Linked DNA regions of Homo sapiens: regions 2, 3 and 4 are each linked to region 1. The links are chromatin loops, found by intact Hi-C in ENCODE. Cell type or tissue: dorsolateral prefrontal cortex. All regions are shown on one strand. Each heading gives the region's core, and the rest is flanking DNA. Links, peaks and the distances in the headings are about the cores only. Region 1 has its middle 93 kb from the start of LINC01122. Region 2 holds the start of FANCL (FA complementation group L). Region 3 overlaps LINC01795 (long intergenic non-protein coding RNA 1795). Region 4 overlaps VRK2 (VRK serine/threonine kinase 2).

Region 1 (8,262 bases), core at 1,329-6,328:
TGTGTCCCTGAACGACTAAAGAAGATGATTCAAGGGGATTACCTGTTGGTACAGGCTTTTAATGCCAACAATGTGGCTAATTTTGAAGGCAGGTGCCTTCCTCGGCTTTTATTTGCTGTAAAGTTTTTAATGTACTTAACACTTTTAAAATTTAGTTTCTACTAAGATACTATTTTCTCTGAGACTGGCCTTGTGAACAGAGGATTTGCCAACTACAGTACCTTTCAAGAATGTCATCCTGAGATATTCAAATTTAATATTATCTATCATAGCTTTCTCACCATCTTCTTCTTCTTTACCCTCCCACAATCTTGCCCTCCGATCTACACCCTCAGTCAATGCCCATGGTAAGGTTATCAATGACCTCCTCTTTGACAAATTCAGTGGCCTCTCATGATTTGGGGGACCATTCCTTTGTTATTGATACTATCAGGCTTCCTCAACACCCTTCTTCATCTTGATTTCAGAGGCAGAAAAATATCCCAATTCTCCTTATATTTTTCTGTAGACTAATGGGTTTCATTACATTTTGTTTTTGCTTGAGTTTCAATAAATGTTTGCCAAGTAATAGATCCAAAAACCCCTACCAGAAATTGTTACTTTGGGGCCTAGCTGACACAAGAACAGATTGAGTTTGGAATGAAGTTCCATGTGGAACGACCTATGCAACTCTTATCTATTACATGGTTGGGAGTATAAATCTTGCGAGCTTAAGCAGTTTTCCCAGCATTATTGACATACTGATTACCAAATGGTGAGACTACAGAGTACTTACTGATGATACCCAGACTACCAGGACTGCAACTACCTTGAAACTTCAGGAAAACCAGGAAAGAAGAAATGCTTCATGGATGTAATAATGCAGTCTAGAGATTGATTTCTAGCTTAAACTGATCACAGATATCTGCCTCACTGGAGCCTACAATTTACACTTAACTAGTAGACAAGGTCTAGACTTAGGCATTGACTATTTCTACACAGCAATTTCCAGAAACCAGCATTGGAGGTTTAAATATCATACATTAAATTTGTCTGTCATTCAAATGCACACACAAGAGTAAGAAAGGATGCTAGCTACCAATGAGAAAGATGTAGATTCAAATTTCTTAATATGTATATATATAATAAGTATTTTTACATTTGGAGATGGTGTTTCTAACGATATATGTGTGTATATTGCAAAATTCTTCCATCCCATATTTTGCATCCCAAATTCATATATATAGTATTAAATTTTCTTTTCTCTATAGAAGGACTTATTTAACCTCCTCAGTTTAAAGAAAAACAGTAAGGCCATAATGAATATTGATTAACCTTGGGAACCAAAAAGTAAACATAAAAACAATTTCTTACTCTAAGATCAGGCTTAACAATGTGCTAATAGCCCATAATGAAGATGGCAGCCATGAGTTAATCAACACATTAAGTTGGGATCAGAAGTGTCAACTCAAGTGCAGTCTACTAATTTACTGACCCTTAATGGGTCAGCAAGATCTATAACCCATAGGCTGATCTTTCTACTTCTGTTAAAGTCATTGTGGAAGGCAATTCACTTTCTTCCATGATTATGATCTCTGAACTGATATGGACAAGGAGTCAACATAAAATCCATTTATGAGAATGTGCTTGGGGTTACTGAGTAATGCGATCTCAAGCTAACTGGTGAGTTAAGTGTCTGGGTAGAAGCTCTTTATGAAACCACCAGCTTTGTGTTTCTCATGTCCACAAAACTGAAAATACACATGTGCAATCTTCACTGAAAGCTTCTAACTCCACTAAGTCCTGAGTTCTTGAGTTAGCTAAGACTCGCTACCCACTCTCATTTCTATTCTGCTCTCTGAAGATAAACCTTACTTTTTAAAATGTCAATGGGTCAAAAAGAACTGAGTAGTGGGATGGTAAGGTGATGGGCTATACCTGCCAAATAGTAATTGTGAAATAAGTTTTGCTTTACTAAACATGTAGTGAGCTGGATAGAAAGTTGCTTTGGTGATTAAGCAAAAAATAGACATAATTTGGTGTAATCTAACAAATGAGAACCAACCACCTAGTGTTTGCCACCTTCAAGGGGAAGAAGAGAAATAGTACGTGCATATCTTATTCCAGATGGGCCTTCCACAGGGTATAATAAAAATTATGAATCAAGAATTCGCTTGAATCCTTTTTTGTATAGAAGATATGATTGCTATGATAATGCAAAAAAGATTGTTTTTAATGCCAGCATTTTCTTTCTCAGGTAATACAGCAATTCACTGTACGATTTACAATGGTGCATTAGCAACCCAGCAGCAGTGTGATGTCAGAGCCTCAAAAAGACGTATGCAAGAGAAGCAACTGGGCCTGGTTCTGCTGCCCTGGCCCCCAGTCAAGGCTGCTTAAATGTCACCAACTCCAGTCCTGCTCTGTTCCACAGCTAGTCCTGGCTGTGATTTTCTCCCAAATAGGACACAGATATTAACTAAGGTTCTGGAAAGAGGAAGCAAAAGAAAGAGAAAAAGCAAACTACTGAATGCACTAAACATTTTTTTAAAGTTTTATTGAAAGGAAAATAGAGGTTAACTTGAAGGACCTAAGAATTTGTTTTTCTCTGTACAAAGCAAATATGTCAGTTGCATGCCGATGATGCTGGAAGCATTCCGCAAAGGAAACCATCTTTTCTGGGAATACAGAAAGCCCCCTCTGTTGTTGGTGACATTGCCCTCCCTTTTTCCCCCTATTTGTTGCCTTTGTTTTCCTCCCCTGTCATTACCTAACCTCCTAGTACTGCTGTGCCAACCGCAGCACAAAGACACTCGTCTAAAAAGCCTCTGTAGGAGAAAGAGTTCCACCCTACGGAAAAAAAGTGAACCCTCGGGCCACAAAGATGAGGAAAGAGTCAATCTTTGGAAAAGCTCTCACAGACGTGGGTGGCTTTGGCAAGGTCAGCCTTTGGAAGGCGACCTCTTGAGCAGGTTCTCAACCCTAAGGCCGGTCTGAGAAAAGCAATGAGGGGAGTAGAAAAGAACGGGGAGAAGAGAGGGAGAAAAGGGTCGGGGAATGGAGGGTAGGATAAAGAGAGGGTACAGGTAGGGGACAGCGAAGGCGGCGGCCCCTCCTGGGATTACATCTTTCGGTAACCACCCCCGCCCTCCGCACTGGCACTTCGCGCGGGGTCACTGCCCGGCCCCACCTCCCGGGCTGAGTGGCGCGCTCCGCCTGGGTCCCGGAGGCGGTGGCGCAAGGCGAGCGCGCACCGGGGCCGTCCGCTGGGCTGGCCCAGGCGGGGAGGTCCTGACCCCAAGAGGCAACAAACGAGTGGAGGGGCACTGCTCTCCACACTGCTCTGCCGCCCCCACCCCAACTCTCCCCACCCCTTCCCCCTGGCTGCAGCAGCAGCAGCAGCAGCAGCAGCAGCAAACGAACAGAGCCACAGCGTCACCGAAATCCAAGCGGAGCCCAGCTGCGCCGGGGGCAAGAGGAGGGGGCTGGGGCGATCCGGTGGGGGAGGGGGCAGGGGATGGTGGGGGTGCTCCGGGGCCGCCGGGGGCGGGGAGGCAGCGGGGGTGGCGCGCGCGGCGGCCGCCCCGGGCCCGCGGCCGGCGTCACTTACCCGGCCAGGGCGCGGGAGCAGCTCGGCCGACTCCTCGGAGCCCGCGGCGGCTCGGGGCCGGCGGTCGGCGCAGCCCGGGCGCTGCCAAATGTAAACAATCCGCCATGATTTCTTTGTTTAGCTAATTGAACCTGCCGCCGTCTCGAGTCCCAGGCGCTCCCTCTCCCTTCTCTCCCCTTCCCCCCTCGCGCTCTCTTTTATTTATTTATTTGTCTCTCCCCCCACCCCGCCCTTAGTCTTTCCCTCTCTTTAGTCTTAGTAGCTGCTTTTAATGGAAGTCGAGGCAGTTGGGTAGTTGGTGCAGGGAGTGCGGTGGTGGTTTTTATAAATACAGGTAAAATAATACCCAAATTTCAGGCTGAGGTGCAGTTTCTGGAAGAGGAGGAGGGTGTTCCTCTCCTTCCCTCCCTCTTTCCCCCTCCCCCGTTTATTAGAGTATCCTCGGTGGAAAGTGCCAGAAAAATGTGCTGCATCTCTGAGTCACCTTTTCTTCCCGCCGAACTCTAGCACCCAAGTTCGCTGGCGGATTTTGGACTCTGCCAAAGTGCTGAGTTCGTCGTTTACTTTGAAAGCCTGAAATATAACTGATGTCCAACTGCAGGAAGGCGCACGGAATCGCCGCCACCATCCCGGGGGCGAATCACCGCCCTGCAGCCGGCTCCTCAGGGGAGTGACCTCTTGGTGTCAACTAAACTCCTTTAGGGAAATACCCGGTTTTTCCACGCGCGCGTGCGCGCATACGCGCACACACACGATCCAAACTAGCACCAACACAGTGGAAAGCTCCCAGAGGAGCCCAACTGTTCAGCCTCACATTTGCATAAATTATTGGTCCCAATAAAATTGTTGCAGAAATATTGGGGAAGGAGTAGACGCTGAGCCTCGAGTTTCAAACTTTCAGGAAATATTTAGGTCCTGGTGGAAAGAAGGGCTCAGCATTCCTTCATCTGGGTTTCTGTGGGTAGAAATGCATTTGATCACCAGTTTTGACTATGGTTAATGCAGGCATCATTTAAATCCTGTTCTAGGTGAATTTATGAAGAGTTTCAGGGTAATCCGTGGCAGAAAATTTTAGGGTTATGGCTTCATTTATTTAAAAAACTACTCCCCCAGTCTCACTTTTATTTATAACCACCATGTTGATGACACCAAAAATGATTCAATATTTTAATTAATAAGGAGGTTTGAAAGTCATCTACATCTTGCAGTAAAACTGCCTTTTAAGTTATCATCGGGATTAATCTCATTAAAAGAAGTTATTTCCTTAGCTATGCTTATTTCTCTGTGGGGAGAGCACTGTTGAATGGAGTAATGTCACCCTTAGAAGTTTGGACGAACCATTTATGCGTCACATAATGTATTGATCGTATGGGTAAAAGGGTCATCTGATCCAATCAAGAGAACTGAACTAATGAGTATTTACACTAAGCCCAGTCACTGTGGTCGTCTTACCCACTGGGTCAATTAATAAATAGATGTACAAACATTCTGATTAAATATAAAAGAAAGGAATTGTATTGCCAAGCAATCAAAATGACCCCAATCAAATCACCTATTTACACTTAGGTCTAGTCCATTCCCTCATGCAAGTTTAACAGAGGTTATTATCATATTATTTTCCACACTTTTGATTTTTTTTTTTTTTTTTTTTTGGAAACAGATTTTCGCTCTTGTTGCCCAGGCTGGAGTGCAATGGCGTGATCTCGGCTCACCGCAACCTCCGCCTCCCAGGTTCAAGCGATTCTCCTGCCTCAGCCTCCCAAGTAGCTGGGATTACAGGCATTTGCCACTACGCCGGCTAATTTTGTATTTTTAGTAGAGACGGGGTTTCTCCATGTTGGTCAGACTCGTCTCAAACTCCCCACCTCAGGTGATCCGCCCACCTTGGCCTTCCAAAGTGTTGGGATTACAGGCGGGAGCCACCACGCCCAGCCTCTTTTTTTATATCATGCCAAGTTTTACATGTTTCCCCAAATTCTAGCTTATATCTCACCTTGCAAAACCCACCTTGATATGTACCTTCTCCCAGTGATTGGACCTTATTACTTCTCTTGGCATCAGATATGAAACTAATGAGCTTCACAAATGATGATCAAGGCCCTTGAATAGGGGGGACTGATACGCCAATACGTGGAAGGATTTTTTTTTTTGCACAAAATTTAGGTTTAAGAACCTATAATTTCACTTTTAAAAATTAATTTCTTTAAATACCTGCCCTGTTTGTTTAGAATTATTGTCCATATTCACATTTTTTCTTTTTCTTTGTTCAGCTTTTAAGTCCAGGAGTACATGTGCAGGATAACGTTAACTTTTTCTAATACATTGAATGTTGCATGTTTACACCATTCCCCTGTCCATTGTCAGGTTTATTTCATGTGTCACTTGCCATGAACTGAAATTTGTTTGGAAATTAGAGGGTGAGGGGCAAGTAGAACTTCTCTGGAGCCTATTCCAGATTCTTATATGTCTCTTTAACAGGCAAGATCACATTATATTAATAGATTTGCACATGTGTAATCACATACATACAAAATGTAATCACATTCCGACACTCCTTGAAAATACATTAAAAAATGGAAATTCATACATAGCTACATTTCATTTGTAGGCTGACACATTGATGGCTCCCAATCAATCACACTGTTTTGCATGAATACTGTCTTTTAGTCCCCTTCCACATGGACCATGGGTTTGCCATGTAAATTGCTGTGGCTACCAGAAGTTCCATAAGCACTTGCACACTGGGGTTAGTCCTTTTGGAATGCTCCCTTTTGGAATCTAGCTGCTGTGCTTTAAAGAACCCTGCTAGAGAGACAGAGACCATCTAGAGGAAAAGAATCAATGTACCCTAGCCCAGCCACCAGCTGAGTGCAGATGCATGAGTGATCCCAGCCAACACTACATGGAACAGAATAGTGAATTCATGGGAACATGACAATAAATCATTGTTTCAAACACTAAATTGGGGATGGTCTGTTATACAACAGTAGATCACTGATACAGCTTTCTCCTGTTAAAAGATTAGCGACATAGTCAGATGACTGCTGGAGGTAAGAATTTAGCAAAAAGACATAAGGATGGAGAAAGAGAAATTCTAGAAAACTGCCTAATAGAGCTTCCCAGAACTAGAACTTCCCTTTGTCACTTCTTAGAGCTCAATGTCACCATTACTTCAATGATGTAATAGCCATTCTGGGGACTGTCTTTATGTCATCACTTTAGAATGAACAATCTTTGAGTCTCTAAAGCAAGGAGGTGAACAGACACAGGCTCTGGAGTTCAGTTCTCCTGCCTTCAAGTCCCAGCTCTGTCCCCAAGTAACAATGCAGAATGAATGAACAGGAGTTCTTTCCCAATTATTGGGACTTCTAGAAATTAGGCATATTTTAAAATACACATTTTCTTCAGGAAATTGTTCAAGTGAGACCACGAATGAGAATGAATGACTAACACATGGAAATTTTGCGTTCAGACACAAACTCAATATATAAAAGTGGTTACCTGGTTACCTAGAAGTCATCTCCCTGTGCTCAAAAGCCCTTGGATTTGAATTAGGCACCAAAGGACCTGGGTCCTCTAACATTTAATTTGGCTCTGTATTTGCAGCCGATACACACACATACACACACACACACACACACATCAATTATCTCCATTACAAGTGGGAGTGAGACAAGAGAGTCCAATGTCTCAACTAGTAAAGGACACAGTTTGCTAAACTTCAGAACTCCAATAATGTTTTGTTTTTAAAAGAATTCTCTCAGACCCCCGTATGCTCAAAAGTTTTATACAACCGTGAAACAGTATTCACACATTTACAAGTTAAAGTTAATCAAATATATAAAGCCAAGAGCTAAATTACCCACATTAATTTAATGTGATATTATTATTATTTGGGGGGGTGGATGGAGTCTCGCTCTGTCACTAAGTGTCTGGAGTGCAGTCGCATGATCTCGGCTCACTGCAACCTCTGCCTCCCAGGTTCAAGTGATTCTCCTGCCTCAGCCTCCTGAGTAGTTGGGATTACAGGCACATGCCACTACGCCCGGCTAATTTTTGTATTTTTAGTAGAGACAGGGTTTCGCCATGTTTGCCTGGCTGGTTTTGAACTCCTGACCTTAGGTGATCCACCCGCCTCAGCCTCCCAAAGTGCTGGGATTACAGGCATGAACCACCGTGCCTGTCTAATGTGATATTATTTTGCCAATACTTAGCTGCCTCTAGCCTCATGAAGATGGTGCTGGCCATTACTAACAATCCTATACTTCTGTGCTGTTGTACAATGAGCTGATCACTTTCTCTATTCAAAGTTATGTGAAAGCTTCCTTAGCACAGTGCTCCCCTACCTCATTTGGCCGCCACTTGGGATGCATTAAGTTTTTATCTGTTTCAGTCCAAGATAATTAAAGTTGATAATTAATAAAGATAATTAAAGTTGGCACAACTCTAGACACAAATATCGGCATTAAAATGGTCAAGAATATTTTTATTTTTCAGATTAGCATTGAGTTAAAATTCCATTTTGAGCAAGATTACTATTAGATAATAGCACTGGGGTGGCAGTCAGGTGACCTGGGTTCAAATTGTGTATTTGACACCAATCACAATGTAACATCACTAGAACTATTAGATATTTTGATTTGGGAAGAGGAACGCTCTGAGAGCCACAAAAG
Region 2 (8,058 bases), core at 3,059-8,058, 190 kb after region 1:
CTTAAATATGTGCCAGGCTAACTCTGAGTTTGGCACTGTAAAACTTCTGTCTGAACAATTATTCATTTGATTAATGCAATAACTTTCAATTATAGCTGCACAATAAAATCAGATATGAGAATTTGGGTTTACTAAGTCTAGGTTAATGGTGTTAGCTTGTATCAGATTTGCCCAATTAAAACATAAATTTTTGTTTTGTTTTGTTTTTTATTTTTATTTTGAGACAGAGTCTCACTCTGTCACCCAGGCGGGAGTGCAGTGGTGTGATCTCAGCTCCCTGCAACTTCCGCCTCCCGGGTTCAAGCAATTCTTGTGCCTCAGCCTTCTGAGTAGCTGGAATTACAGGAGTGCACCACCATGCCTGGCCAATTTTTGTATTTTTAGTAGAGATGGGGTTTCACCATGTTGGCCAGGCTGGTCTCGAACTCCTGACCTCAAGTGATCTGCCTGCCTTGGCCTCCCAAAGTGCTGGGATTATAGGGATGAGCTACTGCGCCTGGCCCATGAATTTGGTACACACATACTTGTTAAAACAGATTGTTGAATCCTTCTTCCCGAAATGAGAGATCCAGTAGATCAGAGTTGGTGTGTTCTTTTAAGGTGATGCCGATGCTGCTGGTCCAGAGATCATACTTTTGAGAACCTTTCAGCATCACCTAGGCACCTATGTATTAAAATATTTTAAAATGATTTTGATGGTTTAGGGACAGTATTAGAAACTTTTATTGAGAATGAGTAAGATTAAATCTGTTTCCTCTCATTCCCTTTGATCTATTAGCTCGAGTTTCCAGAGTAAAAGTGAGGGATTTGTGCATCTTCTTTCCTCTTTGGATGTTGGAAATCCTTTTCTCAGGGATGGAATTGCTTTCCTTTTGGTATCTTAGGGCAAGTGGGATTGACTAGCCTCAAGCAGAATTTCAAAATAAACATAGAGTCATTTTTCCCTTTGATTTCTCTTGCTGCATGCTTCCTCCTCCTCTTAACAACTACTCTTCTCTAATCCTATGTACTTATTATTCTCTTTTTTCTCCTAACCTCTACAACTGTGGCCTTCTCAAGCTTGCACCCCCTGTAAATAGGTCTCTTCTATTCTGCCACTGTCAACTGCAACATTTATTTCCTGAGTTGTAATTTTTGTTAGATGCTAGTAATCTGAGGACATTTCTCCCAGTGGCTTATTAAAAAGTACAAAAGAGCTGTTAATCTCTCTAATCAGTGGCTTTCACTGGGTGTGGGGATGGTGTTTCTTGGGAAGAGGGTCTTCGTGCTTTGCTAAGAAGAGGGTTGTTTAATAATCTGGATTCTTCTATACTTTTAAACGGCCCGTTTACATTCTTATCCTTTCTTTAGATGATGACCCCATAAATATTCTTCTGATTCCAGCCCAATCTTTGTAACCCATCAACTCTTTTAGCAGACTTAACCCTTAAATGGTCTTTTGTTTACCTGTAGTTGGGTTGTGGGTACCATTGCTCCTCAAGTCTACAGCCCAGAGTGAAGCAGAAATTGTTATTCTGTACCTGCAATGGATCTAGACTCATTATTGGTAAAACCTACCTACCAAGGGAGTGTGCTCCAAAAGAGTTGGGGTAGGGTTATAGGAGCCAGGTTGTCTTCTCCATATATCACCCTACCAGACTTTGGTCACATAATTAAGTCTTTGTAGTTTATTTCTTATGGATATGGTCTTTTCAAGGCTGAAAAATTATTCACTACATCGCAATTTATAAACTGCTGTTTAGTGCATGGATAGAAAAACAGGCAAGAGCAAACTGATCTTTCAAATTAATAAATGCTTTTGCGTGATCAAATCCAAAGGCCTCTCTATAATTCTCAGTTTTTTCAACCTTTAGGTAGCATTTTACACTCCTGATCATGCCTTAATCTTGACTATCTGCTGTCTTTTCCATTCTATGACACAGTGCCACAGAGAATAGGATATTATTGGCTTGCTTTTCCAGTTTTTTTGAAAACTCTTTTAAATGGCTATTCTTCCTTCACTTTCCCCTAATTTTCATTTTCCCTTTATTTTCACATTTCGCAAGTCTCTTCCTTCATCTTTCTTCTCAGCAGACTCAAACAATCTCTCCTTTATTAATCTTATTAATGTTAATGGCAGGCATCCTATCTTCTTCCATTACTGGTGGGAACTGGGAGAAGAAACTCTTGGGACATGGCTAAACATTTGGGCTATAAAATAAGGATAACAGATGCTAATTGGAATGGTATAAGCATTTTAAATTTTAATTTTTAATTTTAAGACTAATAATTCTCCTTTAAAAAATTAAAATATAAAAGATAAAAGTCTCCATGGGCCATTATCTCCATTCTTTGTTCCCATCTCCCTCCCCTAAAGTAACCATTGCTAGTAATACAGAGCAACTTTACTTATATATTTGAATATAAATGTTATAATAGTAAGCATACCATTCTGGAATTTGTGCTTTTTATTTGTCAAAATGTTTGGATATTTTTCTGTGTTAGAATATAAAGTTCTTCCTCAGGCAATAGCATTTAAATAGTAGTAATTTTTGTGGCAAAGTATATAAATGAAATCCTGCCTAGGATACCTGGTGGAACTTGAACTTTAATGAGGATCTTTGTGCAGTTTGTCAGAGTGATTCCAAAATTGAAATCATGCTGATGGTGGTAGAAGTAGTTCCTTGGCTTTCTGATCTTTAAACATATTGAGCATTTTTGTTTTTTTTTTTTTTGGATTTTGGGGTGGCTGACTTCAACTGGGCTATATATAAATGGTTCCAGCACAACCACGTATGAATTGATGATGGTAGTGAGTATCCAACTTTCAGTCTTGAACACCTAAGGATAATAGTCGAGTAATTGAATTAAAAAGTTTTTATATGGTATCTTACCTTGTTCCTTGGTCATTGGATTTCTTCAATTATAGATTTTATTGATAAGGAATGCTCATTTACAAGTTCAACTATCATAACAGTGACTTGGATGTCTTTTCTTTAAAATCTAAGATGATAAATTAGCAATAAACGTGCTGGAAATCTTTAAGTCTAGTTACCTAATTATGGGGATTCCGAATCAAGGAGCCAACTGCTTTTGGCAAGTGGTCACACTGTCCAGTGTATCAATAGTAAAGGTGAATGTGATGTAAGGTCACAGCCAAAAGACTGTGTTCCAGGAAGTGACTCCTCACCAGACACCAAATCTTGTCCTTGCGTCTTGATTTTGGACTTCTCAGCCTCCATAACTAAGAAATAATTAATTTCTGCGGATTACCTATCCAGTTTATGGTATTCTGCTATAACAACCCAAATTAAGATATTTAGTAAATAATTTATTAGCACCTACGATGCAGCAGGAAATATGCTAAATGATTAGGGAGAGCAATAATTTTCAGAAGATTAAAAAAGCTTTCCAAAAAGACATAGCACTTGAGAAGAACTTTAAAGAAAGGGTAGAAGTTCCATGGGGGAAAGTGTGGTGGTGGGGAAGTTTAACATACTGGATACAATAAAGATCTTAATTCACAGATAAATTATAAAGTGCTTGAAGTAAGGGACTATATGTTCTCTTAATCTTTGTGTTGATCCCACTTTTGCACAGCCTCTACTTTATTCTTATAGGAAAACATGTAGCATGGCCGTCCTTAATTACCGAGTTGCAAAATAAAGCAGGTGTTATGTCCTGCCCCTGCAGAGATCCTCAAACCTTAGCATGCATCAGAATCACCTGGAGAGCTTGTTAAAACGCAGACTGCTGAGCCCTATTGCCAGTGTTTGGGATTCCCGAGGTTTGAAATAGGGGCCTGTAGGGAATGAGAAACATCTTTCTTTCCTGTTGCTAGATTCCTGTTTGAGTCCCTTATAAGAAAAGACAGATTAATAAGAGAAAAGCGTGCAAATTTATTTAAGTTTTATGTGGCATGGGAGCCTTCAGAGATGAAGCCCAAAGAAACAGGAAAACCTGTGCATTTTTAGAAGGAACAGTGGACAGTTGTGGGGAAGTACGGTTGGACAAAGCATGGTCTAATGGTAATAAACTGGGGTAAGTTGTCAAAGGTCTTTTTGTTCAGATTCTTTTCTATGTCTCCGTTTCTTTAGAGATAAGGATATTTCTTTCCTGTGGGTATAGGAAGAGCACCTCTGGATTGAGGATCCAATGACCCGCCTCAGGGAAGAAGGATGGGAGAAGGTCAGAGAGTGATCTTAGGTTTTGTTGTTTTCTCAAATGTCAAGGGGCCATATTTTGGGGTAGCATATCCTGAACCCCATCAGCGGTGAAAACTTGTATTTCTACATAGTTCCCAGGTGATGCTGTTGCTAGGTTCTAGGATCACGTTTTGAGAACCACTGCTTTAATGTAATTTATATCTAACCACTGCTCCAGCATTCTTTTCTGTAAGCATCCAGAATGCTGTGACAAATTCTTGTCAAACTTTAAGAATCTTCAGGATGTCAAATTCTGTCTTGAGGTCAATAAAGATGGGTAGGGGACGAAATAATCTTTGCTCAACCTTTGGCACATTACAATGATGTTTTTCAAATAGTAGGGCTCAAACGTGATGCATTGGAAAATTGGAAAATTGGAAAATCAAATAATCATATGGTAAATATTTTAGTAGGTTTCTTATTTAATCAACTCTTAATAAGATGGGATGGATAACATTCCTGAGTTAGAAAAACATATTGCAAGCGCTGTCAGAGGAAAATTAAGTTCAAGTCCATCAGCAATCTTTACTCATGTTTTGCTTTATATATTTGTGAGTGCCGTACACAGAACTGAGTCCAGTGTTGACTTGAGTCTAATCAATACACATATACGTATACATGTGTGTGCCTCAAATATATCTGATTGAACTTAGTAAGCCACAGAACTGTAATATATATGATATAATCAATGTGTTATACATTATATTACAATAATTATACACAAAATAATACATTATTCTGTATGTTAAGGGAGAGAGGACAACAGCAAAGAAGACAGAGTGCTACAACGTCCAGGCTGTAAAAGTCATTTTATTCTGGAGGAAATGCAACACCAAAGTTGTAACAGTCTTTCAATAAAGTAAAACAGAATCATCGAAAGGGCTCCTGGGACAATTGAGGCTAGAATGATCTTGGTCAGTCAGTCCTGTGGACTTGAGGGCAATCTTCCCTCCCACTACCGGTTGGGGAGCCCTGATGTCGCCTCCCGCAGAGCGCCACTTGGCCTGGCCTGCGCTTCACCTTCATTTCCGCCCGCGGAATCCTCCAGGATCTTCCCGCCAAGGCTGGGGTTTCCGCTCCGCGGCGTCCGAGCGCCAGCGGACTGCGCATGTGCAGGACCCAGCAGGTCTAGAGCTTTTCTGTGTTTCTCCGGACTTCGAGCCATGGCGGTGACGGAAGCGAGCCTGTTGCGCCAGTGCCCCCTGCTTCTGCCCCAGAACCGGTCGAAAACCGTGTATGAGGGATTCATCTCGGCTCAGGTACCCGCCCAGTGGTTGCTTTCTAGCTAAGAGAGCCTCTTGCAGCGTAGCTGCGCGGAGAAGTCTGTGACGGGCTAGGAGGTTAGGGGCCCAGACTTGTGGGGATTGAGAGGGGCGGCGCGTAACGGCTCTTGGGAGACTAAAGGTTTGAGAAGCGCCGCTGTCGCCGCCACCCCGGTGGTCGCCGCGCTGGATGGGGAGCGAGGAGGCGCGCGGCGTGGAGCGGGGCTGGGGCCACGCCTCCTCTCTCCCTAGCCCTTCCCCGAGTTTGGCTTCCTTCTTCGTTCAGTGTCCCGCAATTGACTGTTTTTTAATTTTTTTTTTGTAAATTTTGCCTTAACTCGATTTTAACACCCTCCACCTCCACGGATGTTGATGAGTTCACTCGGGAATCTGGGCTAATTATTTTCGTGTTTCCTGTAGAAAGAACATTTGGGAAGAAAACCTTATTTTGGCCCTTTGCCAAGTCGTATGTACCTGTACACCCACAGTTACAATATCTTCTAGGAGAAGCATGACAGCAATGGAATTAATTAACTTTGCTGATTCCAGTGGCCTCTCATATGGAGTTTATTACACATACTAACACATGTGTAGGGTTTTGAAGTTTACAAAGCGCTTTCCAGGTAAATAGTTCACTTAATCCTCAGCCCTTTGAGGCAGAAATTTTTAAAAGAATCATCATTCCCATTTTCTAGTTGAAGAAATCAAGGTATGGGAAACCGGAGACGTTATTTGCTGATGATCACATCAGAATCCCTTAAACGCAGGCTGTGTGATTTCAGTCCTGGATTTTTTTCTCTTTACATTGCACCAGGATACCTTAGGTTAGGAGTGTAGACTTTTCCTTTCTGACCATTACACTCAACCTTGTGCCCACTTCCCCACCATCACGCATAGTCTTTGAGTATATGTGGAATTACCATATGACCATCACAGAAAGTAGAGGTTAAAAATTCATTATTCCATATGGAAAAAAGTTAATCCACCTTTCCCTCTCCAATTAGAAGTATTCTTCTTGAATTACCTAGCTGAAAATATGATTCTCTTGTAGACAACATTTAGAAAAGTTGAAAAATTTTAAGTTACTTTTTTTTTTTTTTTTTTACAGGAAGCATGTTATACCTAATTTTAGGCAAAATACTGTTATGTATGTCTATATCTGCTAAGGCCTTTTAGGAAACAAGTACACCCATTAGAATTGAGATTAGATGAAAGTTTCTTTTATGACCATTGCTATAGCTAGAATTCCAATTTGTACCTGCCTTAGCAGTTTATTTAAATCTTAAACATTTTACGTGTCTAAAAATATTTTGTATATATTTTAAATTTACAGAAAAGTAGCAAGGATATACAGTACAAGTAATTCCAGTATACCCTTTACCTAGATTCACCAGTTTACATTTTCTCCATTTTACTGATCATTGTTAAGTATATGTATGTGGGTGGGTGTGTATACACATTATTTTCCTGAACCATTTGAGGTCAAATCAGGCGTAGTTCCCCTTTATCCCTAAATACTTGAGCATACATTTCATAAGAACGAGGACACACTCATACATAACCACAGTACAGTGATTAAAATCAGGATATTTAATGATATACTATTATCTAAGATAGAGTCCATATTTCAAATTTTGTTTATGATACAGTTGTATGTTTTATACCCCCATCCCCTACCATCTGTTGTTAAGATCCCACATTACATTTAGTTGTCATGTCTAACCTGGAACAATTCTCAGTCTGTTTGTGTTTTTTATAAGCTAGACATTTTTAAAGAGTACAGATTGGCTGTTAGGTAGAATGTATCTCAATTTGGGTTTGGATGATATTTCCTCACTATTAAATTCAGCTAATGCATTTTTGGCAGGGATACTACAGAAAGATTGTTTTGTCCTTCTCAAGGCTTGTGAGGTTACCTGGTTGGTTCCATTATTAATGATGTTAACTTTGATCACCTGGTTAAGGTATCATCTGTCAGAGTCTCCTTTTGTAATTAATAAGTACTTTTGGGGAGGTACTCTGAGGCATCAAACTTTCACACACATTCTCTGGTTTTAGCGTCCATTGACTTTTGCTTGAGTCGACTATTACTATCACGGTTGCCAAATGATGATTTTCTAACTCTTGTCATTTCTATATTTATGAAGTGGCAATTCATTATAAGGAGTAGCATTGCCTGCTTTCTCATTTATTTAATTATATTAGAATGGATGCATGGACTTTTAAAAAAATTACTTGATTATAATCATTATTTATTTTGATCCTCGAATTGTCCCAGATTTGGCCAGTGAGCAGGTTTTATGTATGTAAGTTTTTAAGGCTTTGCATTTCCTCTCATCAGTGTTTTAAAAGTATCCTATAGATGCTGACATGTAGCCTTATAACCACCATTTTTAGAAGCTATATGATGTCAATTTACTATGCACCTTAATAGGTTGTAAAAATTTTCTCGTGGAAGGTCCTTTTTGGTTTTTAATTTTGTTGCTGATTTCTAATTTTTCTTGTATTGTAATTAGACAGTATTGTTTATAAAAAAGTCTCCATGGAACTTACTGGTACTTTTTCCTGTGACCTAATATGTAATCAGTTTTAGGTGTTGTCTCTATTATCAG
Region 3 (8,262 bases), core at 2,131-7,130, 140 kb after region 1:
AAAGAGGTTTTCACAAATTATACTGATTTTGAAAATGGAGACTGGGAAAAAATTCCATCCAAATGATATTTGACCAAACAGAGAATTTAGTTCAGAAGCACATATTTCACTGTAATTATTATATTTGCTTTTTAAAGTTTTAGTTAAATTAGTAAACCCTTCCCCAAAACAAAACATTGAAAAACAGCTTACATCTGACTGAAAAGTATTACTCAGAATAAATAGCACTAACAATACTGTTTTCTGAGTCTACATATGAAATTCAAAGAAAGATTCTTGAGGAGAATGTTTTCCTTTAATTTTCTCCTTTGCTGCAGAAATGCACATGCATTCCCTAAGCATGAAGAGAAAAAAAAATACTCACAATTTCCTGTACTTTCTTTCTTATCATTGAACTTTTGTTTAGCTGAAGGATAAATTTGCTTTCCCCTAGCTACAGACTTTGAACACAGAAGTATGCTTTATAAAGGAGTAGCCACCACATGCAAAGCCAACTGCAACTCCTTGGAAATGTGGATTCTAAAGGACTTATTTTCCACAGCTTAAGCCAAATCACTTCTCTTATTCTGAGATGAGAATATTATGGTCATTTAATTTTTTGAGAATTTCTCACAGTTTTAATCTATTTTTGTAAAATCTTCTATTCAAAGTAATGATATTCCCAATACAAACTGAATAACTCTTCAGGGCATTAGATTATATTTCTTACTTAAAATGGTAAAAATCAGCCTGCAAAAAGGGACATAGTTTTTGTATGTTTTATTTTATAACACCTTGCTCATTGCTTGGTATGGAATAGGCATGCAACAAATACTTAAGCCAATTATGTAGATAAACTGAATTTTCAAGTTTTGTTTTTAAAGAATAATCATAATTTGAATTAAATATACCAACTTTCTGTCTACAATTACATTCTGAAATATACAATGCTAATGTCATAAGAGGTTGTAATAGAATATTTCTTCACAGTGCTTATACGTCAATTGAACATAACATATAAGCTACTGCTATAGGCAGAAGGATCTTAAATGCAAACTCAGATTGCCCCTGAATCTTTGATGTAGAATCCTTGCTTCAGGGTCTTCTTGCAACCATAATGTCCCTTGTCAACCAGACAGCTCTGATTGTTATTCCTTGAGAGAGTTTCCATTTTTTTCATGACCTAAAAAGAAAGAAAGAAAGAAAAAAAAAAAAACACTGACATGAGTTATTGGATGTGAAAATTTAAAGTGATGCCAGTAAGAAATAGAAAGTATTTAATATACCTTTCCTTAATATTATTGTTAATAAATGTATGACTCTATATTTTCCCAACATTTCTTGTTTTATAAGGTTCAGTTTACACATCTCTTATTATTATTACTGTAATAGAATTCCTTTCATATACTAAGATTTAAGGTTTTAGGTTCCCTGATAATTTTCCTAACTAAAATGATGGGCACTGGGCTAATACATCTCATTGGTACATGTGAAATCTAACTTGAAAATTCTGTCTAATTCTATAATGCACTAATACTGATTACCTATCAGATTCCCCCATTCATTCAGAAATAAGAGTTTGTTACCACACATTTTCACTTATAACTGGGAGATAAACAACGGGTACACATGGACATAATGATGGAAATAACAAACACTGGGGACTCCAAGATGGGGGATGGTGAGGGGAGGATGAGAGTTAAAAGTTACCCTCAATATTGACTATGTGGGTGATGGGTACACTAGAAGCCCAAATCTCACAATTACACTCTATATCCATTGAACAAACTTGCACATGTACCCTCTGAATCTAAAAGAAAAATAAACATGAAATTGTGTTTGTGGGTGGGGAGGTGTTATATATCTGCATAATCCTTCCCTACATAATCCTTACATACCCCTTCGTTATATAATCCATAATTTTAGGGAAAGTTGACCCTAATCCCAGTTCTAGGAGAGACCTGTAGATTTGCTTGAAAACTTTTTCTCCCATGAATTGAAGAAGCATGGAATCCCACTGAAGCTGGAAGCATCATCTCACCACAGTGGGAAGCAGTCATGGGGTAGAGCCCTTCCTGGAACCCACAAGAACTAACTAGAGAGGTAGAAAAGCACTCGAGGCAAGCTGAAGTCTCTGGATCAAGTGGCCCTGAAGTTTGCCCTACCCCTTTATTTTCCTTGCTTGAAGAATCAATCCTCTTTCTCAGTTGGACATTCCTGAGTTGAGTTTTCTGTTACTTGCAGCTTTACAGGTGCTAACTGATTCTCTAACTTTTCATTATGTAAATATATTTTCTTTCTTATTTTGTTATTGCCACAAAGGACATAAATCATTTATGGCAAATCCTATGTTTTGTGTTTTTGTGGCAACATAGCTGTGCCCCAAATTCCACTATTTGAATATTTAAACTCCAAATTCATTTTCTCAGTTGAGTTTTCGTTAGTTTTAATATCATAGTCAATATGGAATTACATTTTCAAAAACACCTATTTTAGACCTGACTGCCTCCCAAGTGACTCTGAGCCTGGGGATGTTAAGGTTTCATAAAAGATACAGCCCTGATAGAGAAATCCTCTAATAAGAGCAGAAGGTTTAATCCACACCATGCACACTCTGTGCACAATAAATCCTTTTACTCAAGCAAAGAGTATAAGCAAAGTAACATTATTTGAACATTATCCTTAAAAAATTGATATATATATATAATTCATTAAGGTACATTTAAAAATATACATACATGTCATTAAACAAAGTGGCATTACAAAGAGCCATCTTTAAATCATTCCATTAATCATATCATAAAAACAATATTTGTATTGATAGGAATCAAGGAAACACTTTTCCAAAGAAACTGAGTGGCTATTACATTTTTTATTTTTAAGTTCCTCAATTGACTAATAATTTAGTTTTTTATATTTTTGCTGATAACTTTGCAAGCAACTTTAAGAAGACAGATGAACGTTACAAATGAAATTAACATATGTCTGGCAGCACCGTAATGCACTTAGTATACTTACCATTTGTTTTGATTATTTGGTTAGCATGTTCTTATTTACCCTTACTGTAAGAAACAGGATATGGTTAATCACAGGACTTTTAGCAACAATAAGAAAACACAACCAAAACCTGCTACCTATTTTTTCTGTATCTGTTAACATTACCTCTAAGAACTCTCTTTTTGGTGATGAGGGCTCAATGCTCTTAAAATAGAACAAAGATGAATCACAATGAATAGAATAAATTTACTCCTAGCATTTGCGGTAAAGAAATAAATATAAGACCGACAGGAAAATTTTAGCAAACTGTTTATATATCTATAAACTATTCTGTATTTGTACATATAAAATATCAAGTATTCTGAATAATTTTAAATAGTTTGAAATCAGTCATTCTTTTTCTTGAGATTCATATTCTGGAATGATTACATTAGTTATCAAAGTAGCTAGATAAATAATCCTGAGCAAAAAAAAATGTCATGATTCAACATTCTGGGTGCAGGTTGCCTATGACTGAGGCATGGTGATTCTCCACTTACCAGAGCAAGAAATTCCCAGGAGCACAAGGAACAGAGATATGGTTCAACAAGAGCAGAAGAGAAAAAACAGGGGACCCATTCAGGCAGAGTTGGCTTAGAGATTGTGCCCAGTAAGTTAAACCCTGTGCACTGGATCCCTTCATTACTCCAGAAAGCACTGCAACCAACGAGTCTAATCATGTAGACAGAGGGCAGTTGCCAGAATGCAGAAAGCAACCTTCTCTAGAGTCGAGCAAAAGAAGCTGGTCATCGGAGAGATGTCCATCCTTTATCTTGGGGATGAAGCTTCTGGATACAATCAAGGCAAGATGACACCATCTCCATCAATAGATGAGGATTCAGGGCAGGCTTTCAAGCTAATAATAACACAGGAACTGAAGTTAGGTAATACAAAGAAAAACAGATGAGCCTAATGTCTCAGGAAATCGACCTAAAAAGTGTAACACTTTCTACCAGGAAATTAACACTGCTACTTATAGCATAATGCTGAATGATTTCTCCAAAAACTACAAATTGAAGAATATTTTAGATAATAACTTGATGAAACTGTATTAATAAATGCTATGATACAGGCTTAAGGAAGCAGAAGATGTGAATTGTAGTTATCTTCACACATTGTATTGTAGATGTGTAGTTCTTGTAGTTATCTGCATCCACATATTATAGACTGAACATGGTATACTGAATAGAGCACAAGTCATAGATTGTGCTTTCCAGACTTAGCTTTTGCCAGTAATTGCTTTGCTTTGTGAAAGCTAGAGCCAGTATGAGCCACAATTCCCCCATTTATAAAATGAAAATGAGGAATTCAGTCAGGATGATCTCTAAGATCTCTCAAAAATTCCATGCGTTATACATTGCTGGTAGATTTCCTGAAACAATAGGCATCATCTCTATTTTTAGTTTTCTCACCTATCTTGTAGTCATGTCAATATCCATTATTATATATAAGCTGATTTTCCTAAATCACTTGTCTTTTAAAGATTAGCAGCTCTCTCACTCTTTCCACAGCATCCTAAAGGAAGCTGATCATATCAAACAGTATTGAGTCACTACGGTGATTCTAAACAAGGAGAAACAAAGCATCCAGCAGCGATGTTGGATAAGAAATAGTCTCCAAAAGGATAAAAGTAAGGCTGGCAAAATCATTGTTTTGTACCTGCCTCCAATACATTTGCGAGGGGGTGTTAATGAAAAATGAGAGTGATGTTCCCATCACACATTTTTGGATTACTGTGCAGCAACATCAATTGGAAACCTAATGAAACAGAGACCACCTACAGAGGAGGGATAGTGTGTTCCTCTGTCTTCCTGCATCCAATTTACCAACTGACTCTATGGAACAAGCTGCTGGTTTGTTTGTGGCCTTCATACTGATTGGTCATACATTTAACACTGATAATTGGCAGTGCCAATTTCCACTATCTTTCACAAGTAAAAGAATGTTGTAACGCTTTACAATTGTGTGGTAATTGTAACAGGTAACAGGCACATTTTCTTCTACCCAGGTGATCTTAAAATTCCAGCACTGATATCATCTCATGATGGTGGACTGTTGGAATTAGACTAAGTCCCAGATGAATTGGTCATTCCCCCTATTTCATTGTTTCCATTGACTAACAGAATATGCTATGTATTCATCAAATAGAACTTCTGCCAATCAGGGAAATAGCAACAAGAAACTTGGTAGGTGAATTCCCACAAAACATATCAGGGACTACATAAAGAGCTGATGTTCCAAATGGAAGTGTTCTGTTCTTTGTTTTTGCACCTGTTCAAACTGGCATCTGGTATTAAGCTTGTGACTAGTCAAACATTACTACTTTCTGTCAAGCTGGCTGGGAGAGACAAAAGAAAGAGAATACAGTGTAAAATATTAGTTCATCCTTGTGTGTTATTTTGTGACCGCATTTTCCTTGTCAGCCTCCCTCCCTGTGCTTATCGTCAAATGCAGTTTATTCTTTTTTTTTCTCTCTCAAATTTGACTTCTAGAAGCCATCTGGCATTCATTCTAATTCCCACATTACAGCTCTCCATAAGTCAGTCTGCTGACTGCCTGTCAGGTTATAGGATTAAGTTTAAGATTTTCCTAATTCGTTGTGAGGTTCTTCATGGATTTGATCTATTACATCTTCCTGAGCTTGTCCAGTTGTAGATTTCTGCATGTGATTTATGTCTAACAGGTGTTAGTTTGCTACAGCTTTCTAAATATTGGCTTCCCAATGCAAGGGAGGCTTGGGAAGACACTAGAACCCAAATTGTATTCCTACACAACTGGAGAATGGCCTCCCTGCTGAAATTCAGCGTTGCAGAACTATTTATTAAGCTAAAAAGATTGATGTTTCAATATATGGAAAAGTAAAGAGACTCAAATTCCATCATCAACTCACCAGTTGCACCTATGTATCTGTGGCTCTCAGGATACAGTATATTATTTAACAGGTGGAACAACTAGGTGAGTTTAAAAATACAGATTTACCCCTTGCTATGAATTACTGTGAATTTGAGTGTTGTTTTCTAACGTCTTACTTTAAGCTGAATGCCTTTGTATAATTTTTGTTTTCCTGGTGTAAAGTTAAAATGCCTAATGGAAACCTACTTATTGTTAGGGAGAGAAAAAGAAAGATTTCTTTTAAAGACTGTATCTAGTAAAGCATTTTAAAACTCATTATTATACTTTTGAAAGATGTATATAGCATTGAAGAAAACAGCATAAGGAATAAAGTTTATTTAATAATGAATGTCCACATAAGTCTGACACCATTACAAATGTTTATTTCTTATGCTAAGTACATTTTAATAAAATTTCTAGATTGAGATATGGTGATTTCCATAGTTTTCATGTTGGGCCATTTGTCTTATCTTTGTGTGAATGACATAACACTTATGTTTATTAAACCCATAAAATCTTTAGCCTCATATTGGTCTTTTGTGTGATATATAAAGTGCTCTTTAGTTTTAAGCCACTCTATGCTTCATAGTTATTCCTCACTTTAGCTACAGCAAGAAAATTGTTACATTCATATTATAGATGAATAATCCAAGATACAGGGAGATTAAGGCACTTGCCTGTGGTCACACTGAGAGTTAATCAAAATTAAAATGCACAGCTCTGAGTTCCCAGGCCGCTGCTCAGCCCCTGGAGCAATGCCACTTTGCACTATAAATTGTTCCGATAATTTTAAAAATTTATAATGTGCTCATCAATTTGCATATCTAAGTATGAATTACAAACATTAAAATTGGCTACAACTCCTCTTCAACCAATTACTAACAAGAAGCACCTAAAAGGTCAAAATCATGAAACACCAAAGTAAACAGACATGTGTGCACCTTTTGCTAAATACCAGTCACATAATCCAACATGTATTCATTATATTTTTGACACTAGGAAATAGTTTAAACCTTGGTTTATTCATTGTAGTTGACCTTGAATTATTAAAAGAAACTAAAGTGATATTTTAAAAAATTACTTCCATATGATTCACACATGATATGATCTTTAGATAGCAAATATTAAGGGAGTTACATATAGATGTCAGTATTAAGATATAGTGTAATTTGTCAATTGGAAATTGGCACTATTAAAAGAAAAAAGTCGGTAATATGTATTTAAAAAGCTATTCCGTATTATAAAATGTATTAAGCACTGACTACGTTCTGTTTGGGGAATTTCTTGATTTCTAACAGCATTTCTTGTATGATAAGAAGTTTTCTACAATTTTCTACCTTCAGCTGTTGTTGTTCTCATTCTTTGTCCCATCATGGTTCCATTGTTTGGTTTCTCACAGTCAGCCTTAATGGGGCAATTAACCATACAGCATTGATAAAAATACTAACTCGAGAAAATTGTCAAAAGAACATAGAACATTCAGGATCATTTTTAAAAGGCTAGTGGTCTCACTGAAAACTGTAATTAAAGTATGTGTGATTTTGCTTGTGTGTTTGTTACATAATTCTCCTGGTCTACAGTTAAAGAAAATGTGGGCCCCTACAGTAGACTGCAATGGGAAAGCACTTTTATTCTCTAGTCAGTGATAATAAAGCATAACTCCTTGGGGAGGGACTTTTTCCCTATGGTATTCGCACTACCTTTCTTTTAAATGCTGCTAAGTGTGAAATTAGTGTTGTCCCTGAAAGTGCATAAGATTAATTGTTAGTAATTGAACACAGTTTGGAGGCTAATTATATAAAAATTGATATTAAAAGAATACTACCAGATTGATTGAGTTTTACAGTTTGCATTTAGTTTTCAAATTACATGAGTTGAAAGCCAGTGGTAAGAAACAATAAAAATCCATTCAGAGCTGCTAAAGCAAATTAAGGTTTACTAGTCTTTGAAAGACAAATGAGTCAAATGCTGTAATATAGGGAAATCAGTAAAAATGGTTCTAAAATTAACTACAGAATTAAAATATCAATACCCCTAAGATTGTATGGGTTGACCACATTTTGTGTAGGTGACCTGACTTTCCCTGTGCACCTGACTAGATAAGGTAGAGCAAACCAGGAAACTAGGACCATTCTTTGAAAATATAAGTTATGATGATTTGAAAGAAAGAGGGAAGGAAGGAAGGAAGAAAGGAAGGAAGGAGAGAAAGAAAGAAGGAAAGAAAGAAGGAAAACAAAGAAAGAAAGAAAGAAAGAAAAAAGAAAGAAAGAAAGGAAGAAAGAAAGAGGAAGAAAGAAAGGGAATCGGCTTGATATAGTGTGTGTTTGTCTCCTCCAAATGTGTTGAAATGTAATC
Region 4 (8,262 bases), core at 1,282-6,281, 290 kb after region 1:
ATTTTGGAATGATTTTTGTTATGGAAGCAATCTATTGTGGAAATCATCCTATACGTGCATCATTCAGGGGAACTGGGAACAGGACGGTTTATACTGTCATACCTTGCATTTGAACATTTTCAGGTTTGGTTTTTGTAGCACTGCAAAATCTGTAAACTTTGAAAATTAAGATACTTAAAGTTTAGCCACATATGGTGAGCCCATATCTTATGCTATCATTATTAAATATATGTATGCACTTAAAATACTATAATAAATAAATAAATATTGATCTGCTGCAAAATATATCCCCAAATCATCTTACTGTCTATACATCCAGGCTGATCACATACATTTCTTAACAGAAATTAGCGTAGGTCTTAAAAGCATGTATTATTTTTAAGTGCTTTTTTTACTCATAATCAAAATAATCAAAAGGGATAAAATATTCTTGATGGAGGCTCATTGGAAAAAGTGTTTTATGTTCTATTCTCTACATATAAAAATGGTTTCACAACAAACACCCTTTAATTTGATGAAACTGAAAATTCTGGTGGATAATAATCAGAATTTTATATCAGAGGATATAGCTATCAGTTTTTAAAATGGCTTCTTTTATATTTCAATTAAGTTTATGAAACTGAAAAACTACAAAAAGGGAAAAATCTACTTAAATTAGCATAGATTAAGTGGTGACCATTATTGCAACGAAAATACTACGTCAAGGAAATGGCTCTTTGTTTTGTTGCAAAAGTGATAAAAACACAAAAGTCAATAAAACTGTTAAAACAAGTCTCAGTAATTACCAAGATCAAAATCCAGTGGCTTTTTATTAAACATGAACTCTTGTTCTGCCTTCTGCAATACGTAAATAGTGCTGACAATTGGTTTGTGAGGCACTTGCTACAATAAAATCTAATTGTATCATGAGAGAAAGGTGACAATCAGGAGATCATGAAAAAATTACATATTCTCACTGGTAGTTAATTAGCCATGCAAAACCTCCTCAAACAGATATTCTCTTCTATTAGGAATGATTACTATGCAGGCCTACAGATGTCAATACCACAGTCATTCAAATACTTCTTTTCCTACTAATTGAAGGTTGTAAAGCTCTGGTGCCAAGGTTTTGCTTCCAAAGAGCTAATTTATGACTAGAAGGATATTTTATGTCTTCAGTTGCAGCAACTACAAAATTCAGCAAATCAGAACCATCTGTGCACTGATACTTGACTCACCATTCATCTAGCAGCCTATCAGTCACATTAGTTTGCATCCCGCATTCTTGGCTCATGAACACGTGTGATGATCCAAAGTTCATAAGAAATATTAAAAATGAATAGCATCCTGACCCTATCTTACTGTACATGCATCAGGAAAAAAATGCCCTCCACACTCTATTTGTGCATACGGATAGTGGTCAAGGAAGACATGGATGCTGAGTTGCCTGTCCACTATTCTTGCTAATAACGGCAGTCTAAGATTTCCACCACCCGCTTAAAAATGCTCGAAATCTTAATTTTTTTTTTAAGTTGGTGTTGGTCTTTGGGAAGATGGCAGACTAAAAGAAGAGGTGTAACTTTTAAAAAATGATTTTTTTTAACCTAGATCTCTGGCATAAACTCTTTTATTTTCTGTAAAGAACTGTTTCCATGGATTGAAATATCAGCACATACAAATAACCTGGTTAAATCGAAGACTGTTATCACCAAATTATGGCCAAATTGGTAGGCAAAAACACAGGGCAATATCTAAAGAAAACCTGGAGAAAAGAAGCAAATGATGGCTTTCTCATGAGTAACATCAGATTAGCCTTTACCCTAGTCACATCTCTATGACAGTAGTGACTGCTTTCTTTCATAGTACATAGTAGGCCACAGATCCTATTTTTCTCTGTGAGACAACAGGTCAAAAGAACTTGGAACAAACTTTCTTGGTGCTGAGTTAGGCAAAATGGGAGTTAAATATAAGGAAGAAGAAAGCTGTCAGACTCATTTTGAGACCTAAAACAATTTCATTCGATAGAAAAGTATCATAGAAGGTAATCATAGGATAGCAGGGATTATGTTACTTACTTTTTGACTGTTTGGAGTATGGACATTTATACTCTGTCCTTTTGTGGAAAAGTCCAGTGGTCCTAAAGGTATTCCATGAGGGTTCAAAATTTTCTTGAGGGCTTGATAGTTTGGCTTTTCATCATATGCTAAACTATGAGCACATACCAAAAATTGGGCTATTTCACCTGTGAATTATTAAATTTTTTACATGTCATTCACAATTGGCAAGAATTGTCAAGACTCCAGTAATCTCAAAATCTTTGTTATCTTTGTCTTTTACACATTTACATCTCCTGAAGAAACTAAAAATGAACAATTCAATGAAAATAACTTTTTAAATGATATTCAAAAATGACTGAAATATAGTGACCTACAGAATTGATGAGACAAACTAGTAATGTTTTTAACATATTTTTGTTGATACGCTTATAATTCACTGATCTTATGAGAGGAAGTATATTGTAATAATTATAGTGATTTTGATTTATGAGGTGCAACTATTAAGGACTACATAAATAATACAACTGACCATACTTCACACTTTATGCTGAACTTCTAAAAATTCAGTTAAAGTGTTACTTATTATAAACCTCTTTATTTCTAAGGAAAAAAACTGCAAATTTTAATTAAGGCTTTGATTTTGGGATTATAACCGTATATTTAGAAAGGACCTTGAATTCCATGTTGTTAGCTAAGATTGAATTTAGAATGTATGAAACCTCCCTCATGTCCTCCATACCTAGCTAGCCTGGTACACAGCCTCGTGTTTTTGATTTTAGAGCAGTGGGAGGAGGAGTTGCCATCTTTTATTTTTTCTCTAGTGTAAAGAAATGTTCCCCTAGAACTACATAGTAAACCCCCTTTCCCCAAAAAGGTTAGGAACTACCAACTTTTAAATACAAACAGAATTAGTAACCAACAGTTACAAACATCACTGCATTAAAATATTTGTAGCTTGCATTTCTGTTTCATGTTGAGGTTCAACCTAAAATTGGAATAGAAGTGGTGATAATACCAAATACTATTTAAAAACTGGCATGTTTTCATTTGTTCACAGAGATGTTTAGATATGCCTTTCCCTTTCAAAAATATATTACTGACTCAAACTCAAGTACTTCTTACTTTCTCACTTAGTTGCTTATATCCATGGTGGGAAAACCTGGGAAACTTCATGCGTTGGCAGGAGTGACTTCCTAATCCTTCACTTCCCCTCTAGGCCTACCTCCACTCAAAAGAAAGGAAAACTGCAGAGGCACTGGGTTTCACTCCCTATAGAGAAAAATTTCAAAAGGAATAGTCATCATCGCTTTCCCCCTATTAAAGTTAAGAGTGACCACTTTCACCATATAGTACAGAGCTATTTCCTGGGAACATGAAGCTAACGTGGTTAAAATGTAAACTCTTGGTTCTGGGCTTTTCTTCCTTGACACTGTAGCAATTATGCAACCTGTTTTTTTCATCTATTTTTATCAAATTCTGTTATCTAGCATTCGGTCAACCAGATCTCTGTTAACTAGCAAGTGCTGCTATTTTATCACCATATTTATAACTGATGCTTCATGCAGCCCCTTCACAAGGGCTCGGGGGTATCCAATTTCTAAAGGGATGATTAAAAAATTAAATTACATTCACTACTATTTTAATATAAATATTTTTGTTTTATGGTCCTGTGAAGATTGGTAAGCCAAGTTTGGTACATATTACAATTCCATTAACCAGAATATCCAAAATGAGGAAGAGAGTTGAATGTGCTGGGAACAAATCACTGTTACAAGACAATGGAAAACTCCTGGCACTCCACCAACTGATAGCAGCTGTGCTGCAAAGCCTTCATGGGACTGGGGTTTGGAAAAATGAGGTACCAGTGAGGTAGGAGGGGGAGAAAATAAAAAGAGCCATTTCCATTATAAATTTATTATTACAAACCTGAAGCGTAGATATTGTGATGTAATACTGGTTTAAATGTTAGTCTTTCAAGATCTGGATTTATTAAGTACATTTTAAAATTTACTAGCATATTGCCAGAACTATAAAGCAAAATGCCTTTAGTATGAAATTATGATTTTTTTAATCATCTGCTTTTTAAGCCAGTGAAGTATTAAGTATCATTACTATCAAGAGATAGAAACTTTTGAAACTATTATTATTATGCTTAGTTGGACATGTATGCTGCAAACTTCTGGCTGTTTTATTTCATAAAATGTTTCGGTAATAAACTTTTGTAAATCAGTTCCTTCATTTTCATGGTTGTGTTCTTCCTAAGCACAACCTCCTAATTTAAGAGACCTTCATGTAATATTAAAGTTTCAACACTTTTTGCTTTAGAAACAGAAATCTGCATTTTATAAATAATAGTATGGATTCAATAAAATGGTTTGTGCTAAGAAACAAAAACTGGGCTTGTCTCCCATCTAGATTACTCATCTGACTCAAATCTTTAACAATAGAGTATGACATAATATACACTGCCCACAAGCATTTGTCTTGTACAATTCAGGGCATCTGGGCTTTCTTACCCTAAACTGAACAGTTCCTTTTTCTGCAGGATTGACAAGAAAGGTAAGAGATATATATACAAACACATATATATCATATATATCATATATATGATATATATGTATCATATGATATATATGTATCATATATGAGATATATATGTATCATATATGATATATATGATATATGATATATATAAACACATGATATATATGATATATGATATATACACATATATGATATATGTTATATATATGATATATACACATATATATGTTATATATGATATATGATATATACACATATATATTATATATGATATATATACACATATGAGATATATATAATATATATGATATATACACATATATATGATATATAATATATGATATATATACACATATATGATATATAATATATATGATATATACACATATATGATATATATATGATATATATACACATATATATGATATAATATATGATATATATACACATATATATGATATAATATATATGATATATATACACACATATATGATATATATACACATATATATGATATATATACACATATATATGATATATATATATGTTAATGACATCTTCCCATCTTTCTGTCCAGTTGATTAAAAGATGAACTATACAACTTGGTAAAAGTGCCAATAAGGGCCAGGCGCAGTGGCCCACACCTGTAATCCCAGCACTTTGGGAGGGCAAGGTGGGGGGGATCACGAGGTCAGGAGTTTGAGACCAGGCCTGGCCAATATGGTGAAACCCTGTCTCTACTAAAAATACAAAAAGTAGCTGGGCATCGTGGCACGTGTCTGTAGTCACAGCTACTTGGGAAGCTGAGGCAGAAGAATCGCTTGAACCTAGGAAGGGGAGGTTGCACTGAGCCGAGATCGTGCCACTGCACTCCAGCCTGGGTGACAGAGCGAGACTCTGTCTCAAAAAAAAAAAAAATGCCATTAAGAATATTAGCCATAAAGGAGTACTGCCATTTTGACCAAGTTATTGACAATTATGAAAACAAAAATTTCATCTTGCAACCCATTCCCACAATGAGGATCTCTCCTGTGTGGCTCCCTCAATCCGATGAAAAGTACTAGAGAAAGGGGAAAACAAAAGACTCATGTGGGGATAGGCTTATTGGACTTGCAAATGGAGAGGGGAAGTAGAACTGGCTTATTCTTTCCTTTCCTCCACAAATGAAAATTTTGGTTTCCAGTGAAAGAAAGGCTGTGAATGTAAGTTTAAGATGACTTAACTCTCTAATTCTCAACCAGATGGAAACAGATGCTATTAGACCTTAGCTAGAGAGGTCAGTGTACATATCTACTTTCAGAAGTCAGCTCAAAGCTAACTTTGAGATTGTCCAGTGTAAACAGAAAACAAGATTCACTCTGATTATCTGTCTCTGAAAAAAAGCAAGACTGATAGTGGGCACTGGCTTTTTCGTATAAGACAGTCTAACTCAATTGTTAAATTAGTGTTGAATAACATGTTGTGTATGCACATAAAATGACAGGAATGTGGGTAATTACTAGTTGACGTGCTATTTTATACAATATGTATTGATAACATTGTCAATTAAAAATTCCATTGTATACTAACTTGAAAATATGAAATATACCTCCAAATCCCAAAATCATATGCCTTTGCTAATAAAAATTTTTTTTTGCTGGCAGTTCAGTCAGCATAATTCTGGTCTAAACAGCATTCAGTGTTTACTGATTTGGTTTTTTAAATGACTGATGAAAAGTAGTTTTTCCTTAGGTCAACTTTATCTTCTTTCAACAATATATAGAGGAACAAAACCAGGAAGTCTTAACTCTAGAAATACCAGATACGGTTGACTATTAAGCCTGTGCATGATTCTCAAAATAGAGATCTTAAAAAAAAAAAAAAAAGCACTAAGCAGAACCTAGAATTTTCCACCTCAATATCTTCTTTTGAGGTTTTTTGTGTTCTAATGTTAAAGATGATTTAAACATTGTGTTCTTTAGCAACTTATTTGCAACATGAAGAGTTCCCTCCTTCCCACCCTGATGGGAATAGGAGCAAGTGGGTTAAGCAAAAGCTACCAAACGATAACGACAAATGTGGCAACCTGTAAATCGTAAGAGAAGGTTGAAGTTATTATTTGACTTACAGCAACTGCTTCCAGAAGGAGCCCATTTAAGCACTGACTGGGGGAGCTCGTCCAACAGACTAAAACAAAATAAGGTAATGCACAATGAACATGTTTTCAACCCTGTGATTATTTTGACTAGAAAACAAAACACTCTATGTGTTGGTAGGTCACCAAAATTGTGACTTTCAATGCTTTTTTTTTTGTCACCCAACTATAATGGATAGGAAAGTAAGCAGAAGTAGAGGAGAACCCTCAATGCCCACAAACTAATTTTATATCAATAACCTAGACTAACGTAGGGGCAGAAAGGTGTGATCTCTTTTCTCACCCACCATAAGGGTTGCAGCCAACATTCCTATAACAAAAGACCAGTTAACAGGAGAAAGTATAACAAATTTATTTAATTAAAGTTTTATATGACACGACTTGAGAAATGAAGACCAAAGACCCAAGGAAGTCTATCTTTATGCTTAGGTTTGATGAAGAATAGACAGCTGTGTAGGAATGTGACTGGACAAAAGGGTATGTTCTAATGGTACTGAACTGGGGCGGGGGGATCCAGCAAAGCCTGTCCATATTCTTTTTTTTTTTTTTTTTTTTGAGACGGAGTCTCGCTCTGTCGCCCAGGCCGGACTGCGGACTGCAGTGGCGCAATCTCGGCTCACTGCAAGCTCCGCTTCCCGGGTTCACGCCATTCTCCTGCCTCAGCCTCCCGAGTAGCTGGGACTACAGGCGCCCGCCACCGCGCCCGGCTAATTTTTTGTATTTTTAGTAGAGACGGGGTTTCACCTTGTTAGCCAGGATGGTCTCGATCTCCTGACCTCATGATCCACCCGCCTCGGCCTCCCAAAGTGCTGGGATTACAGGCGTGAGCCACCGCGCCCGGCCCCATATTCTTGATGTATGTAGCATTTATTCCTCCTGGGGATGGGGCAGGACCCCTTTGGAATGAGGGTCTTAAAGGGAGAAGGGAGAGGGTGACCTTCCTAAGTTTAATGCCTTGCTTGGGGTACAGGGGTTCTAGTTTCTATAACCCGCTTTGGGGAAGAGGAATTCTGGTTTCTATGACTCTCTTCTTGGGAGGAGAAGGGATGGGAAACAAGAGGGCAGGAGAAGGTCAGAGTGAGACTTGGCTTCTGAGGTGGCTTCTGGGGCCATCCAGTCTCTTTCAGTTCAAAGGTCTCAGCATGCCAAAGCATCACACTTTGGGGTATTGCTCTCTGGGCCCCAATACTAAACAAGATGGAATTACAGGAATTATAATATAAATGCTTTAACTCAAAGTTTATGTATGCAGAAACACAGAAGTAGTAATATTTACCATGATTTTTTTTCTCAAAAACAACAATAAAAAATTCACGCAAACATTGTATCTAAGTATATATGTGCATTGTTCTCCACTGGGCAATATTTTATGCTGTCCCATGATTAAACAGGTTTGTGGGATGCTCAACTGGTAAGTATAATGCAAATATTCCAAAATCTAAAAATATCTGAAATCTGCAACACTTCTGGTCCCAAGCCTTTCAAGTAAGGAATACACAACCTATAAAAACATTCAACTAAAATTATTTATATGTGTGAGTGAGTCAC

Evidence for each region. Peaks named below come from ENCODE experiments on the same cell type or tissue, not always from the same donor. Only the 100,000 strongest peaks of a DNase experiment are listed, where the experiment ranks them.
Region 2: it touches region 1 in a loop (5-fold over the local background); 7 of 110 quality-filtered maps call a loop at or near these places.
Region 3: it touches region 1 in a loop (5-fold over the local background); 2 of 110 quality-filtered maps call a loop at or near these places.
Region 4: a loop joins it to region 1, with 6 times the contacts of the local background. A loop is called at or near these places in 3 of 110 quality-filtered maps.

What each region holds. Positions count from the first base shown.
Region 1 is chr2:58,423,792-58,432,053 of GRCh38, reverse strand. No RefSeq gene overlaps it. Among named protein-coding and RNA genes, the nearest start is that of LINC01122, 93 kb to the left of the region's middle. In dorsolateral prefrontal cortex, for the core only: no CTCF peak of the experiment used is centred there; DNase peaks (open chromatin) are centred at 3,283, 3,413, 3,743, 4,313 and 1 weaker place; H3K4me3 peaks cover 2,446 bases; H3K27ac peaks cover 4,659 bases.
Region 2 is chr2:58,238,603-58,246,660 of GRCh38, reverse strand. FANCL (FA complementation group L) reads left to right here and starts at 5,336. Exons shown (of 14, transcript NM_018062.4): 1 at 5,336-5,443. The coding sequence starts at 5,348. RefSeq lists an enhancer at 4,989-5,148 and a silencer at 5,689-5,738. In dorsolateral prefrontal cortex, for the core only: a CTCF peak has its summit at 5,250; a DNase peak (open chromatin) is centred at 5,280; H3K4me3 peaks cover 2,027 bases; H3K27ac peaks cover 2,044 bases.
Region 3 is chr2:58,289,298-58,297,559 of GRCh38, reverse strand. LINC01795 (long intergenic non-protein coding RNA 1795) reads right to left here. Exons shown (of 3, transcript NR_147010.1): 2 at 3,516-3,871; 3 at 1,012-1,162. Among named protein-coding and RNA genes, the nearest start is that of LINC01795, 18 kb to the right of the region's middle. In dorsolateral prefrontal cortex, for the core only: no CTCF peak of the experiment used is centred there; no DNase peak of the experiment used is centred there; H3K4me3 peaks cover 379 bases; H3K27ac peaks cover 2,101 bases.
Region 4 is chr2:58,133,625-58,141,886 of GRCh38, reverse strand. VRK2 (VRK serine/threonine kinase 2) reads right to left here. Exons shown (of 13, transcript NM_006296.7): 10 at 6,688-6,746; 11 at 2,055-2,221. Among named protein-coding and RNA genes, the nearest start is that of VRK2, 91 kb to the right of the region's middle. In dorsolateral prefrontal cortex, for the core only: a CTCF peak has its summit at 3,954; a DNase peak (open chromatin) is centred at 3,840; H3K4me3 peaks cover 596 bases; H3K27ac peaks cover 3,738 bases.